Linked DNA regions of Homo sapiens: region 1 is linked to region 2. A link is an interaction called in ENCODE POLR2A ChIA-PET data of the cell type or tissue named here. Cell type or tissue: B cell. All regions are shown on one strand. Links, peaks and the distances in the headings refer to the core of each region. The heading gives the core; the rest is flanking DNA.

The links. ChIA-PET counts read pairs that join two places held together with the same protein. Peaks named below come from ENCODE experiments on the same cell type or tissue, not always from the same donor. Only the 100,000 strongest peaks of a DNase experiment are listed, where the experiment ranks them.
Region 1: POLR2A ChIA-PET joins it to region 2 with 6 read pairs; 2 of 35 experiments call an interaction of 5 or more read pairs at or near these places.

The regions. Positions count from the first base shown.
Region 1 is chr17:63,706,493-63,713,907 of GRCh38, forward strand. STRADA (STE20 related adaptor alpha) reads right to left here. Exons shown (of 13, transcript NM_001003787.4): 6 at 6,914-7,035; 7 at 4,236-4,344; 8 at 3,999-4,122; 9 at 755-926; 10 at 143-247. Among named protein-coding and RNA genes, the nearest start is that of LIMD2, 10 kb to the left of the region's middle. RefSeq lists a silencer at 3,837-4,131. In B cell, for the core only: CTCF peaks have their summits at 4,043 (motif pointing left) and 4,243; a DNase peak (open chromatin) is centred at 4,039; H3K27ac peaks cover 1,867 bases.
Region 2 is chr17:63,924,575-63,931,989 of GRCh38, forward strand. CD79B (CD79b molecule) reads right to left here. Exons shown (of 6, transcript NM_000626.4): 2 at 6,761-6,811; 3 at 5,500-5,811; 4 at 5,196-5,314; 5 at 4,860-4,901; 6 at 4,166-4,750. The coding sequence ends at 4,652. Among named protein-coding and RNA genes, the nearest start is that of CD79B, 4.0 kb to the right of the region's middle. RefSeq lists a silencer at 6,607-6,676 and an enhancer at 7,374-7,415. In B cell, for the core only: no CTCF peak of the experiment used is centred there; DNase peaks (open chromatin) are centred at 3,057 and 3,490; H3K4me3 peaks cover 3,192 bases; H3K27ac peaks cover 4,000 bases.

The DNA of each region.
Region 1 (7,415 bases), core at 1,828-5,827, 220 kb before region 2:
CCACTGGGTGGGACTTCTTGAAGGAAAAGACAGGGTCTTTCATCTTAGTATTCCTAGTCTGTGTCCTGAGTGTGAGAGCTACTCAACGAACATCTGTGGAAGGCAAGCAGGCAAGAAGGAAACCGATGGGCGGCAGGCTTACCTGGGTGGCAGGCATATCCTTAAAGGGGACATGGCCGTTGGCCAGTTCACAGGCTGTGATTCCCACACTGTAGATGTCAGACTTGGCATCATAACCCTGGAGATTCTAAGCCAGAAAAAAAAGGCCACAGATTACCCCATTTGGTCTTTGTTCTTAGAAAAAGGGTAGAACTAAAGAGAGGAAAAGGATGGCTGTCCCCACATCAGGACCTGCTGCTAATGACTCTCCTTGCCTGTGCTACTGAAGACTAACTGGTATTTTACCACCTGTAACTGGCGATGCTCTGTAAGGAGCAGGAAGTGCCAGCCCCATGCCCCTGCTTAGCACAGGGATCCAGAGAGCAGCAAACATTTCCAAAATGCTCACTCTTCTCATAGGGTGCCAAGGGTCCCTAAAGGGAGCTGAAATTTCATCCAATAGAGGTTAGGACCCCCTGGGAGGAACCACATCCATCTGCAGTGGACAGGCGCTGCCCACGCTGAGGGCTCCCTCCCTCCAGGAACCCCTTTACCCCACTGGGAGGTTGAGAGCCCCCGACTCCAGGCAATGCCTGAAGGCTCCCTTGGGAATCATGAGTTGGGTAGGGGAGCTCCTCTGGGCCCACACACAGACCTGCTGGAGGACCTCGGGGCTGAGCCACGGCAGAACCTTGACACTGTACTTGGGAAAATCGTGGACCACTCGCTGCCGCTGCCCATGGCTTATCATGCTGAGGTTGCTGCGCAAACCAGACAGGTAGACCTTCCCATCCACAGAGATCAGGATGTGGCTGGCTTTGACACTCCTGGGGAAGCGGGGAGGGTGTCATGTCGAGAGCAGGAGCCCCTCCTGCTACAAATTTTTGGTCTTCACACACTCCACCTGGCCAGCTCTCTCCTGTGTGCGTGTGTTATACACGTATATGTGTATTTTACATATACATAACCATGTTTTTGTTTTCATTGAGATAAGAGTCTCACTCTGTCACCCGGCTAGAGTGCAGTGGCTCAATCTAGGCTCACTGCAACCTCTGCCTCCTGGGTTCAAGCAATTCCTGTGCCTCAGCCAACCAAGTAGCTGGGATTACAGGTGTGCACCACCACACCCAGCTAATTTTTTTTTTTCTTTTTTTTTTGAGACGGAGTCTTGCTCTGTCGCACAGACTGGAGTGTAGTGGCGCCATCTCGGCTCACTGCAAGCTCCGCCTCCCGGGTTCACACCATTCTCCTGCCTCAGCCTCCCGAGTAGCTGGGACTACAGGCACCCGCCACCACGCCCGGCTAATTTTTTTTTTTTTGTATTTTTAGTGGAGACAGGGTTTCACTGTGTTAGCCAGGATGGTCTCGATCTCCCGACCTCGTGATCCACCCGTCTCAGCCTCCCAAAGTGCTAGGATTACCAGTGTGAACCACTGCGCTGGGCCCGCCCAACTAATTTTTATATTTTTAGTAGAGATGGGGTTTTGCCATGTTGGCCATGCCAGTCTTGAACTCCTGGCTTTAAATGATCCGCCTGCTTTGGCCTCCCAAAGTGCTGGGATTACAGGTGTGAATCACCGTGACCGGCCTATAACCAGGTTTTTTGTTCTTGTTGTTGTTGTTGTTGAGACAGAGTCTCACTCTGTCGCCCAGGCTGGAGTGCAGTGGCGCAATCTCAGTTCACTGCAACCTCTGCCTCCCAGGTTCAAGCAATTCTCCTGCCTCAGTCTCCTGAGCAGCTGGGACTACAGGCTCATGCCACCACATCCAGCCAGTTTTTGTATTTTTAGTAGAGACAGGGTTTCACCATGTTAGCCAGGCTGGTCTTGAACTCCTGACCTCAAGAGATCCACCCCTTGGCCTCCCAAAGTGCTGCCACTGCATCCAGCTATAACTATGTTTTAATGAAAAACTTCAAATCTACATAAAATAGCATGACTCCATTTACATATCACCAGATTAAAAGCTTATTTAGCTCTGTCATCCAGGCTGGAGTGCAATGGCACGATCTCAGCTCACTGCAGCCTCCACCTCCCAGGTTCAAGTGATTATCTTGCCTCAGCCTCCTGAGTAGCTGGGATTACAGGCACCTGCCACCATGCCCGGCTAATTTTTGTATGTTTAGTAGAGACAGGGTTTTGCGATGTTGGCCAGGCTGGTCTCGAACTCCTGACCTCAGGTGATCCACCCACCTTGGCCTCCCAGAGTGCTGGGACTGTTCAGTGCTCTTGTATGCTCTAGAACACCTCTTGCCCTACCTCCTACGAATGCTTTTAATCTGTACTTCTTATCTGTAGGACTCTTGTAAAGTGTACCTAGGGGTACTGTGTTCCGCATCCCATTCTTCCTTTTTCACTCAGGGCTGTAGTTTCCAGACACATCTGTATTGCTAGCTGTGTACCTTTCATCTTTTCTTCTAATTGTCACCTTGGTTCTGGGAAGAGATCTAACACTTTTACTCATCCATCCTTCTGGGGACAGACACTCACACTACCCCTAACCAACACACGTGTGAATGGTGACATCCAAACATGTCCCCTGATGGGTCTGCACGAGGGTTTCTTTAGGGTGTACATCCAGAAGTGGCATTGATGGTTCTGGTTCTGTGACCCTGACTGGCAGCACCGGGCATCTTCCACCACCTGGACAGGAGGCTCCCCGTCCTTGCCACACTGGGACTCGTCCAGCCTCCCAACCGCTGCCAGTCTCATGTGTATAAGGTGACATCTTGTTTTTCATTTGCTTTTCTCTGATTGCGAGATTTGAGTGGCTCTTCCTATGATGGGTTTGTCTTGGGGTTTCCTCTTTTGTAAACTTCATATCTTTGGCCCATTTTTCTTGCTTTGCTGTCCATTTCTTGTTGATTTGCAAGATTTCCCTGTTACTAATCTCCTGTGGTGACAAAGCTAATATCATCTGCTCTGTCACTTGTTTCTTAACCTTTTTCATGGTATCTTGTATTGGATAGAAATCTTCTTGATCTAATCAAATTCATCAATCTTTTGTCTTATGTTTTGTGCTTCTAAAATGTTGAGAAATTATTACATGCCTCAGGTCACAAAAACATTTTCTCACATTTCCTTCTATTTAAGTCTACAGTTTCACATTTTACATAGAAGCCTTTAATCCAGCTGCAGTCCTTCTCTGTATGAGGAGTTATGTAGGGGTCCAGTTTTACCATTTTCCCTACTATGAGCTGATTTCCTGACACTATCTACTAAGCTATCTGTCTTCGCCCTGGTCTCTCAGCATAAGACTGACTCTGGGGCACAGAAAGAAGGAGGCAGAGAGTGGAGTACAAAGGTCCACATCAGATGTTCCTCTCACACAACACTCAAGACCAAGCTGCTCAGCAAAGAGAAAGTCAGTGGCTTCAGCACTAACAGGCTAAGTGACCATCTCCCAAGTCAGTGGCAAGGTCAGAATCCAGATCCTTCTCTCTTTTTTTTTTTTTTTTTTTCAGACAAGAGTCTCACTCTGCCACCCAGGCTGGAGTGCAGTGGTGTGATCTCCAGTCACTGCAACCTCCGCCTCCCAGGTTCAAGCGATTCTCCTGCCTCAGCTTGTAGTCCCAGCTACTGGGACTACAAGCATGTGCCACCACACCCGGCTAATTTTTGTATTTTTAGTAGAGACAGGGTTTCACTATGTTGGCCAGGCTGGTCTCAAACTCCTGACCTTGTGATCCACCTGCCTTGGCCTCCCAAGCGCTGTGATTACAGGCGTGAGCCATCGCGCTGGGCCCTGTTTCTTTTCAGAGCAAAGAGATCTTCAGCAAGAATCCAGATCCTTGATTTTAAACTCTGGCTTCATTAACTTCAGTCAAACTTCACTTTACCTGAAGGCTCAGGGGCATAGCTACCCACTGTAATCATGGGAAAGGCCGCCTAAGAACGCACCTGTGTACATATCCCATGTGGTGGATGTAGTCGAGGGCCTTCAGCACCCCCTGCAGGATGTAAGCAATCGCCAGCTCATTCATGCCATCCATGAAGTGTGTACAGATGAGATCTTTTGCAGAACCTGCAGAAAAGGATTGCATGGAGGCAGTGAAAGGTAATGGAGGAGGAAAACACAGGCAATCTGACAACAGAGTCCCAATAACCCCTTTCTACCAAGAACCCTTTCCCACTCACCGTATGCCATGAATGATGTGACAACCCACAGCTCATTGTCTGCAATAAAAGTGGCTCGATATGGCACGATATTGGGATGGTTGAAGAGTTTGGAGACATGCAGCTCGCCCTGGAAGCAATGATGAAGCTGAAGTCAGAACCAAATGGCACTGAAGGATGCCGCTCAACACAAAGATGGCAGCATGGACAATAGGGGGACCTGGCACTTTCTGGGTGTTCTCAGAGTCATGGGAACAGCCTAAGCAGGTGCCTGCCAACATAGGAAAAACAAGGCCCTGCTGCCTCTGCAGGGACCCAGCACTGCTTTGCCTCTGCCAGATAGGGAAACTGCCAACAACAAAGGGTGCCAGCACACCGACTCAGAGATGATGAAGGCAAACTGTTGACTGAAGACTTCTGAAGTTATAAGCTTATCTCAATTTCAAGGGCCAACGTATAGAATTCCTCTTTAAGATAAGAAAACAAAAAATATTTTGTTGTTGTTATTTGTAGAGACAAGGTCTCACTGTGTTGCCCAGGCTGGTCTCAAACTCCTGGGCTCAAGCAGTCCTTCTGCCTCAGCCTCCCAAAGTGCTAGGATTATAGGCGTGAGCCACCAAGCCACTGCACCTGGCCAAAAATGTTTTCTTTTTTATTTTTTTGAGACAGGGTCTTGCTCTGTCACCCAGGCTGGAGTGCAGTGGTGTGATCCCGTCTCACTGCAGCCTGAACTTCCCAGGCTCAAGTCATCCTCCCACCTCAGCCTCGCTGGTAGCTGCGACCACAGGTGGACGTCAACATACCTAGCTAATTTTTTATATTTTTTTGTAGAGACAGGGTTTTGCCATGTTGCCTAGGCCTGCTTTGGCCTCCCAAAGTGCTGGGATTGCAGGCGTGAGCCACTGTGCCCAGCCCAAAACTATGTTTCTATTATAAAAGAAAACATGGCCGGGCATGGTGGCTCACGCCTGTAATCCCAGCACTTTGGGAGGCGAGGCAGGCAGATCACTTGAGCCCAAGAGTTGGAGACCAGCCTGGGCAACATGGCGAAACCCCATCTATATGAAACATACAAAAAATTAGTTGAGCATGGTGGTGCATGCCTTTAGTCCCAGCTACTCGGGAAGCTTAAGTGGTAGAATCACCTGTGCCTGAGCAGTTGAGGCTGTGGTGAGCTGTGATTGCACCACCGCACTCCAGCCTGAGCAACAGAGCCAGACCTTGTCTCAAATAAAGAAAAAAAAAAGAAAAAGAAAACACAGTTGATGGAGGAGAAGGCCAGCTGAGACTGGCTTCTGCTCCATCCTCAGACCCACCAAACTACTATGAACAGATGAACAGGTCCTAGAGCACCATCAGGTAACCACCAATTCAGAAAAAGTTGTAAATGAAGGAGGGGAGGGGCTGCAACTAACTCTACTGAAGGAAAACTGCCCCAGGCCCTGACTCTAAGCTGGCATCAGGAAAGGAGAGTCTAACTCCCAAGCACTTACTAGACTCACAGTCTCTCTCCGTTTTGTTTTGTTTTATTTTTTGAGCCAGGGACTCAGTCTGTCACCCAGGCTGGAGTTTGGTAGTGCAATCTCAAACTCCCGGGCTCAAGCAATCTCCCTGCCTTGCCCTCCCAAAGTGTTGGGATTACAGGCATGAGCTACCATGCCTGCCCCCTCTCTCAGTTTAACGAGAGAGTGGCTACTTGCTTCTCGAATAGAAAGGAATGTCAGGACTGGGCATAGTGGCTCACACCTGTAATCCTAGCATTTTGGGAGACTGAGGTGAGTTGATTGCTCGAGCTCAGGAGTTTGAGACCAGCCTGGGCAAGATGGTGAAACTCTGTCTCTACAAAAAATACAAAAATTAGTCAGGTGTGGTGTGCCTATAGTCCCAGCTACTTGGGGGGCTGAGGCAGGAGAATCATTTGAGCCCAGGAGGTTAAGGCTGCAGTAAGCCGTGGTCCTGCCACTGTACTCCAGCCAGGGCAATAAAATGAGACCCTGTCTCGAAAAAAAAGAGGCCAGATGCGGTGGCTCACATTTGTAATCACAGCACTTTGGGAGACCAAGGCAGGCAGATCACCTGAAGTCAGGAGTTTGAGACCAGCCTGGCCAACATGAAGAAACCCCGTCTTTTCTAAAAATACAAAAGTTAGCCGGGCATGGTGGTGTGCGCCTATAGTCCCAGCTACTCGGGAGGCTAAGGCAGGAGAATCGCTTGAACCTGGGAGGTGGGGGTTGCAGTGAGCCGAGATCGTGCCACTGCACTCCAGCCTGGGTGACAGAGTGAGAATCCGTCTCAAAAAAAAAAAAAAAGAAAAGAAAAAGAAAGGAACATCAGGCAAACAGGAGGCTGAGAGCCAGAAGATGGCCACTGGTGGCAGGGCAGGCACCTTGTGTCTGGAACAAGATGGCCTGGGTTTGAATCCTGCCTCTGCCATGAGCAAGTTACTTAGCTTCTTTCTAAATAATAAATAAATGAATAAAAAAGCCAGAAGGGAGTGTTTGGAGAAGAAAAGGGAAATATAAATTAGGCTGAGCAGCATTTCAGCCCAATCCTTAGTGCCAAATGGCCAGGATTCTCCACTGAAAGCTTCCATAACTTCCGAACGTTTAGTCTCCCTTCATTTCTTTGTAATTCCTTGTAATTCCTATCAGAGCCAAGAGCCCACCCTCCCTCCATGTGACACACTCATGGTTTATTACCTGCAAGAATGTTACCATCTCATTGGAACAAGCTTCTAGGTTAATCCTCCGTACAGTCACGTACTCTCCTGTTGGTTTGTACCTTGCTAGATTCACAGTCATCAGGTCCTCAAATCCTTTGCCTAAAAGAAAAAGGGAATGCCATACGCAAGGACAAGAACAACAAAAGGTTTTAAGAAAATTTTCCTTTAAAAAAGGGACTTGATTTCAAAAGAAACTTAATGTTAAATTTTTCACTACTGTTACTTTTTTTTTTTTCCTTTTCCCAGCAGAATTTAACTGTTATGTTCATGGCTCACATTTCTTGATTTTTCTCTCATCAGTTCCTTCTCAGCCAACCTTTCTGACTCACTATGGCCAGGACACCGGAAACATGGCAGCCACAAAGGAAAGATGGCAAAAGAGCTTCTTTCCTGGAAGTTTGATCTCTTCCCATACTTGGCATAAAAAAACAGAGAAGACCCACAGAAGCAAGTCTGTGCCCATGAATCCTCCTAACTAG
Region 2 (7,415 bases), core at 1,400-5,399:
TCCCCTCCTGCCACATGGGGAAAGTGGTATTAGGTCTGGAGGGGGGATGCCTTTTTTAAAAAATTGAAAATTATATTAGGATCAGTCTAAGTGTGTTTTAACAAACTACACTCTGATTTAAGTCAGGAGATAATGCTCATTAATTTTTGTCCTCTGCAGTCACCTGTTTCCAAGTAAAGTCTTTTGGGTGGGAGAGGCAGGTGTCCCAAGTGGAAGATTTGTGGTTGTTTGCAGCTGAGTCAATGGCAGGACCAGAAGATGACATACAAGGAGCAGCTTGTAGACCTGAGACACACTCAGGAATGTCACAGATGTGGGCTCTGAACCCACTTCTTGAGGTGATCCAAAGAGAGCAGACAGAGATCCCAAATACCATGTTCCGAGATGGCTTTTGTTGTTGTTATTGTTGAGACAGAGTCTCACTCTGTCGCCTAGTCTGGAATGCAGTGGCATGATCTCGGATCTCAGCTCACTGCAACCTCCCCTTCCTAGGTTCAAGTGATTCTCCTGCTTCAGCCTCCCCAGTAGCTGGGATTACAGGCATGTGCCACCATGCCTAGCTAATTTCATTTCATTTGAGACGGAGTTTTGCTCTTGTTGCCCAGGCTGGAGTGCAATGGCGTGATCTCAGCTCACCGCAACCTCCACCAGGTTCAAAAGATTCTCTTGCCTCAGCCTCCCAAGTAGCTAGGATTACAGGCATGCGCCACCATGCTTGGCTAATTTTGTACTTTTAGTACAGATGGGGTTTCTCCATGTTGGTCAGGCTGGTCTGGAACTCCCAACCTCAGATGATCTGCCCGCCTCAGCCTCCCAAAGTGCTGGGATTACAGGTGTGAGCCACCGCACTGGGCCTAAATTTTTTATTTTTAGTAGAGATGGGGTTTCACCACGTTGGCCAGGCTGGTCTTGAACTCCTGACATCATGTGATCCACCTGCCTCAGCCTCCCAAGGTGCTAGGATTACAGGCATGAACCACCGCACCCGGCCCTGAGATGGCTTTAGAGGCCCCTCAGAGAAACCTCAGCCAGACCAGACACCTACTAAGGGACCCAAATAGCCACCGTTTTTTGCGTTTTGTTTTGTTTTTCTCTCGTTTCCAATTCTGCTGGAAAAACACCCAAAACCTTGGGTCAGATCACCCCAACCCTAGCAGCACCTGCAGCAAGAGGGGAGGAAGTCAAGCTAGAATGGAGGAGGAACAAGCCTGTGCTTCAACCAGGGTCCCTGGGGAGCTGGCTGGATTCCCCCAGTGGGCAGTGAGGCATGTGCCCACCAGGGGCCTCAGAGCTGTGTTCTGGGGAGGGGGCAGGCAGAGGGGGCAGCTGTAGAGCTGGGGTCCTGGAGGGATGGCACAGTGGCTTCCTCTCGAGGGTGCTCAGAGGCCTCCTACTAGGCCTTGGCAAGAAGGGGTGGGGCCTTTGGGGCCTCAAACCTCGTGAATCATAGGAAAAGCAAATCCCCCTTCAAAACACAAACGTTTGAAGATAGCCAAAGTTGTCCCTGGATTCCCTCCTCCTTCGGTTCAGGGTCTTATTGCTGCAATGCCCTTCAAGAGGGGCGGCCGTGATGTAGTGGGGAGAAGGCTGGACTTGGAGCCAGAAGGTCTAGGTGTGATTTTGGCCAGTTATGGTAATTTCCCTGGGCCTTGATTTCCTTGTTTGTAAAAATCAGGTAGTGCAACCTTCTTCCAGGGACATCAGGCAGAGTGTAAATGAAGATGGAGGTGTTCAATCCAGTTTTCTTGCATTTAAGAGGTGCTCAATACGTATTTGTTGGGCCCAATAAAAGCTTTTGGTTCATATTCTCTGTTCTGATTGTGGTGGTGGTGATACAAATCTATACATTTGCTAAAATTCTGTACACCCAAAGGACACAAACTCAATTTTTTTTTTTTTTTGAGATGGAGTTTTGCCCAGTCACCTGGGCTGGAGTGCAGTGACACAATTTCTGCTCACTGCAACTTCTGCCTCCCAAGTTCGAGCAATTCTCCTGCCTCAGCCTCCCAAATAGCTGGGATTACAGGCACCAACCACCATGCCTGGCTAATATTTTTATATTTTTGGTAGGGACGGGGTTTCACTATGTTGGCCAGGCTCGTCTCGAACTCCTGACCTCAGGTGATCCACCCGCCTCGGCCTCCCAAGTGCTGGGATTACAGGCATGAGCCAATGCGCCTGGCCCTCAATTTTATTGTGATAATTTTTTACAAAACAATGTCCAGTCCAAATTCTTTCCCTCGGATGGGGTTTAGGATTCCCATTTCGCAGATGAAGCAACCTGAGATGTTTCTTGTCCCCACCATCAGTACCCAGCTATATTACCATTGCCTATGGCAGTTCTGGGGAGACAGACATGATGTCCCCCAGAGTGTAAGCCCTTAAAACAGAAAAACAGACCGGGGAGGGCTCCTACATTATAACCCATGAAGTCAAGCCCTTTGGGGGTGTCTGGTGGAGGGGCCAAGGTCTATGCTCAAATGATTCTCTGTTAACAAGAACTTCGGGCTGGGCGCGGTGGCTCATGCCTGTAATCCCAGCACTTTGGGAGGCCAAGGCGGATGGATCACTTGAGGTCAGGAGTTTGAGACCAGCCTGGCCAACGTGGTGAAACCCCATCTCTACTAAAAATACAAAAATTAGCCAAGCATGGTGGTGTACGCCTGTAATCCCAGATACTTTGGAGGCTGAGGCAGGAGAATTGCTTGAACTCAGGAGACGGAGGTTGCAGTGAGCGGAGATGGTGCCACTGCACTCCAGCCTGGGCAACAGAGTGAGACTCTGTCTGCAAATAAATAAATAAGTAAATAAATAGATAAATAAAACAAGAACTTCAAAGTCTCAGGGAAACTGAGTTGTTCAGAGGTGTTAAAAAGTCTTTAGGTAAAGCCAAGGCCTCCCCCAACCCAGGGCAGCCTCAAGCAGGTGGAGACCCTGCTTGGGGGAGAAGTGAAGCCTCCTCCCACCATCTACCCGGCTGCCTAGGTCCCTGGTGGAGGTAGGAGGACGGAATTAGTGCCACTATGCAAAGCAGCAGGAAAGGAAGGGCTCCGGCTCAGTAGAGGCTGATGCCAAAACAACCTGGTTCCCTCCAGCAGCCCAGAGACTGGGGAAAACACAGGGGCCGCCTGGCTTGGCCCAGCCTGGCCCAGGGTGGTGGAGAGATTTACCTGAAACTGCAGGCGTGGGGGCCTTACCCACCTGCCCCACCTGGAATTCCAGAGGGAATCTGGTGAAAATTGGCACTGTTCTCACTAGTTCCCCTGTGCTGGTCTTGATTCCCCAGTTAAACTGGCAGCTCCCACAGCATAGGTGCTCCCTTGCTGGAATTCAGAGCAGGAATAGCAGAGGGGCCTCGAAGGATTCCCTCCAGGGTCAACAGGAAGTGGAGCACAGCCTGGCTTGGGAGGGAGGCTTTGCACGTGCAGGTTGATTGCACTTGGTCTCCCAGCTGGCAGCTGTTCCCAGTACCTCCCACAGCTGGTGAGCTGGAGGGCCCTAGGGACCATTGTTTGAGGACCCTGGGGCCATAGGGGACCTCCGATATGAGGCTGGGAAAGTCTGAAGGGGTCCCCTGGCTAAGAACCCCAAAGCTTCACCATACAAAGCTCCACTCTTCAGGATCTCACTCTTGATGGCTTTGCATCAAGCTTTCCTAGGCTTCCTGGGAGGTGGGGGTGGGAGTGTTGTAGAGGCAGGGAAACCCCTACCCTCAGGGAGCTTCCAGTTTGCCTGGAGAACCAAGGCCAGTGTGAGTAGCACAAGGCAGTAGCTAAGTCGCCGCTGCATAGGCTGGTCTGAGCAGGGCTTGGGCGAGGACCCAGGTGCTTTGGGAGGGCTTCCTGTAGGTGGAGGCAGAGTGGGACTCAATTGCCGCTTTTCGGCTGAATGAAGTGCAAGATGAGGGTGTCCCTGCTGAGGGGAAGGACAGGCCCAGTCACTGGCCAGCTGCTCTGGGTCCAGCTAGGGCCTGGCATGCAGCCCCGTTCCAGGGAGAAGAAACGGGGATGCGACCACAGGCTCCAACTGGGTCTTCGGAGAGGAGGGGTGGCTGTTACCTTTCCCACACCCTCGAGGGCTCACAGATGCCACATTCAAACAACAGAAGTGCCCACATAGATGTTCCTATCCACCCCAAACCCATAAGATGCCACGAGCCTGTGTGTGGTTTCTCAGGACACACCGTTTATTCCACGGGGGAAGGCACTGGAGGCCAGGGCCTCCCTGGGGTGGGAGTGGTTGCGGGAGAGGAATGATGTTCCTGTGGCTCTTCTGGGGCCCAGTTGGGTCCATGGCCCTTCCCAAGCTCTGCTGGGAGGCCCTCGGCTCCGAGTCCATTTGCGGGCTCTGGACCAGTCTCTGCCTCCCCCATCCCATGTGTGGGGACGGATCACCTCATAGCACCCCCAGAAGGCTGGGTCCCGTCCATCCCCAGAGAACTCCCTCCAAGTTGCTGCCCTGTTGTCCTTCTACTCCAGGCCCTTTGGCAAGAGCTGGGGACCAGGGGCTGGAGACAAATGGCAGCTCTGGTGGGCCAGCTTCAGAGGCCAGCTGGGGGGTCCAGGAAAGGGGTTGGGCCATGAGCCAGGCAGCTCCGAAGCAGTCACTGAGGCCAGGGAGCCTGCACCCAGGTCATGGGGCGACCTGGCTCTCACTCCTGGCCTGGGTGCTCACCTACAGACCACTTCACTTCCCCTGTCCGCAGCGTCACTATGTCCTCATAGGTGGCTGTCTGGTCAATGTCCAGGCCCTGGAGACATTAAGTGGAACTCAGGCCGGGACCACACCCCAACCACACCAGCAGATAGTGGCCACTGACCCCGAGGACTCAGAGCTGCTGGGCCTGCCCCTCTCCTTACCTCGTAGGTGTGATCTTCCTCCATGCCAGCCTTGCTGTCATCCTGGGGGCGGAGAGGGATGGAGATCAGAGTGTTAGTGTCCCCCAGCCCCATCCCCTGCTGGGCCAGGCTGGGGAGGGCCAGGGAGAGGGGTGAGGGGTCAGGAGTGAGGTGCATTCTGCAAGAACAGCTGAATGAAGGAAGGAAGGAAGGAATGATTGAATTGGTGAGCCAGTGGGGACAGGCTGGACCAAGAAGGCCACAACGAGAGCTGGGGAGATGGAGACCCTGCATATGCCTGGCCTATGCGGTGGCCTCCTCTGCGGTCCCCCAAGGCTTCCCCCGTCCCCTGATCACCTTGTCCAGCAGCAGGAAGATAGGCACGATGATGAAGAGGATGATCAGCAGCGTCTGGATCATGATGATACCATCCTTCAGCGTGTTCCTCTGCTTCAGCTGTGCCAAGGTGCTGAATCCTGCGGGGACAGGGGTGGGGTTGTGAGCCTGGGCCACAGTCCACCTTTTAGGCCTACAAGGGCAGCTCCCTCAGGTCCCAGTGGCTCTCCTGAGTGCTCTAGGGCCATGACCATCACCACAAGAGGCAGGCCGGGCTAGGGTGGGGCGGACAGCTACAGGAGCGTCCCAGCCACCTGGCACACACCCATGACTCGCAGCTCTGTGCCGCAGCCCTGGTAGACCTCCGAGGTGTTGTTGCACTTCTGCTGACAGAAGTAGATGCCATTGTCCTCAAACCGGATGCCTTGGATGGTGAGGGTGGCGAGAGATTCGTTCTGGGACTCTTCCATGCGGCCCTTTTCCAGCTTCAGCTGCTGGGGATTCTCGTCCATCTCCTGCTTCCAGAGCCAGCTCACATTGCCGGAGGCGCTGTTCATGTAGCAGTGCATTTTCACCGTGAAGCCCCGTTTCCTGGCTATGAAACGTGGGCTCTGCCAGATCCGCGAACAAGCACTACCTGTGGGTGCCAAGGCCAGGCTCAGCATTCCGCTTGGCATCTTCCTGAGTGCCAGCCCCAGCAGCAGGCCCCTGCCCTGGCTGGCACAGACTCCCTGGGCTTAGTCCTTGCTTCTCAGGGTGTGGGACAGGCAGGAGGCTGAGGTTGGAGTTGGGAAGCAGAGCCACGTGAGAGGCTGAGCCACATGAGAAGCCACGGCCAAGCTCTCAGACTCCACCTCTTCCCGACTGCCCCACCTCCCCTTCGATTTTCCTTTGGAAGAGCCCTGGGACCTTGCCATTCCTTCCTATGCCCATTACAACAGCCTGACCCAGGCCACACCCCCAGGACCTGGAGGCCCACAGGCCTGGCCCCTCCTTTCACTGGGCTGCCCTGCACAGGCTTGAAATCCTCAGTCTCCCCCGTTCCTCCAGGGATAAAGGCCAAATTCCTAGTCTGTCAACTGAGACCTTCCTCAGTCGACCCCCTCCCTGCATGACTTCCCTCTATCATCCCCCTCTTCCCTCCTGCAGGGACTGGGTCCACTTCTTGTTCCAGAACCCTCTTTCCAGCTTCGACTGCCTTGTTCTTAGTGAGCACTGCCCGGGAATCCCTGAGCCCCTCACATAGTGACCCTGCACTGGAGGGCTCACCCGAGACTCAGCCAGATTCCCAGCTAGACAGGCCCGGGCCTGAGTCCTAGAGGAACCCCCAGGCTCCCTTGCTATGACCCAGAGTTTAGCCCAGCCCTTCAGTGGCCAAGGCTGGAGGGCATGTGTCTGATGAGGATGACAGTGGGCTGGGGGTGGGGCTCAGAGGAGATCCTAAGGAGGCCTGGGGATGGGAATCCTGGATGGGGAGATCAGGCAAGGGTGGGAAGGCGGACCGCCCCCAGGACAGGGACCATAGTCGGACACAGGACATAGTCGCACACAACTTGCCCTCAGAAGCGGCAGGCGAGGCTACTGACCTTTGGGATTCCGGTACCGGTCCTCCGATCTGGCTGCTGGTACTGGCTCAGCTGCTGGGTGGGAGGAAGTGGGCGGGGCCAGTCAGGGCCTCCTCTGGCCTGGGCTGCCCCACCCCTGCATGCCCTCTATGTTCCCGGAGCTACTTCCTCCTTCCATGACAGCAGCTTCAAGACCCCTCGGTCCTCCCTGCCCCCAGTACTTGGGAGACAGATATGGGGTGGGGGTACCGGAAGCCCTGCCCCCAGCCCCCTTTCTGCCTTTGACCCTCATGGTGGCTTTGAGCAGGCATCTGAATGAGACAGGAGGGACAGGGAAATCTCAGTATTTTGAGAGGCCAAGACAGGAGGATCGCTTGGGTCCAGGAGTTTGAGACCAGCCTGGGCAACATAGGGACACCCTGTCTCTCTTTTTTTTTTTTTTTTTAAAGAGAGACAGGAAGAAAGTCACAGCCCGGAGGATCTTTCACCTCCCAGAGGAGGGGACCACATTTGGATCTTGCATCTTCCAGGGTCCGGTTGGGACAGCCTCTCCCCTCCCGACCCCCAGGCACCGCCCTCAGCCTCTCTTCCTCCTGAGCCTAGTTCTTCCACGGTCCTGGTTGCTAACTCTGGTTTGCTCCTCATGCCCAGCTCAGCCTGATGCTCTCCAGGCAGG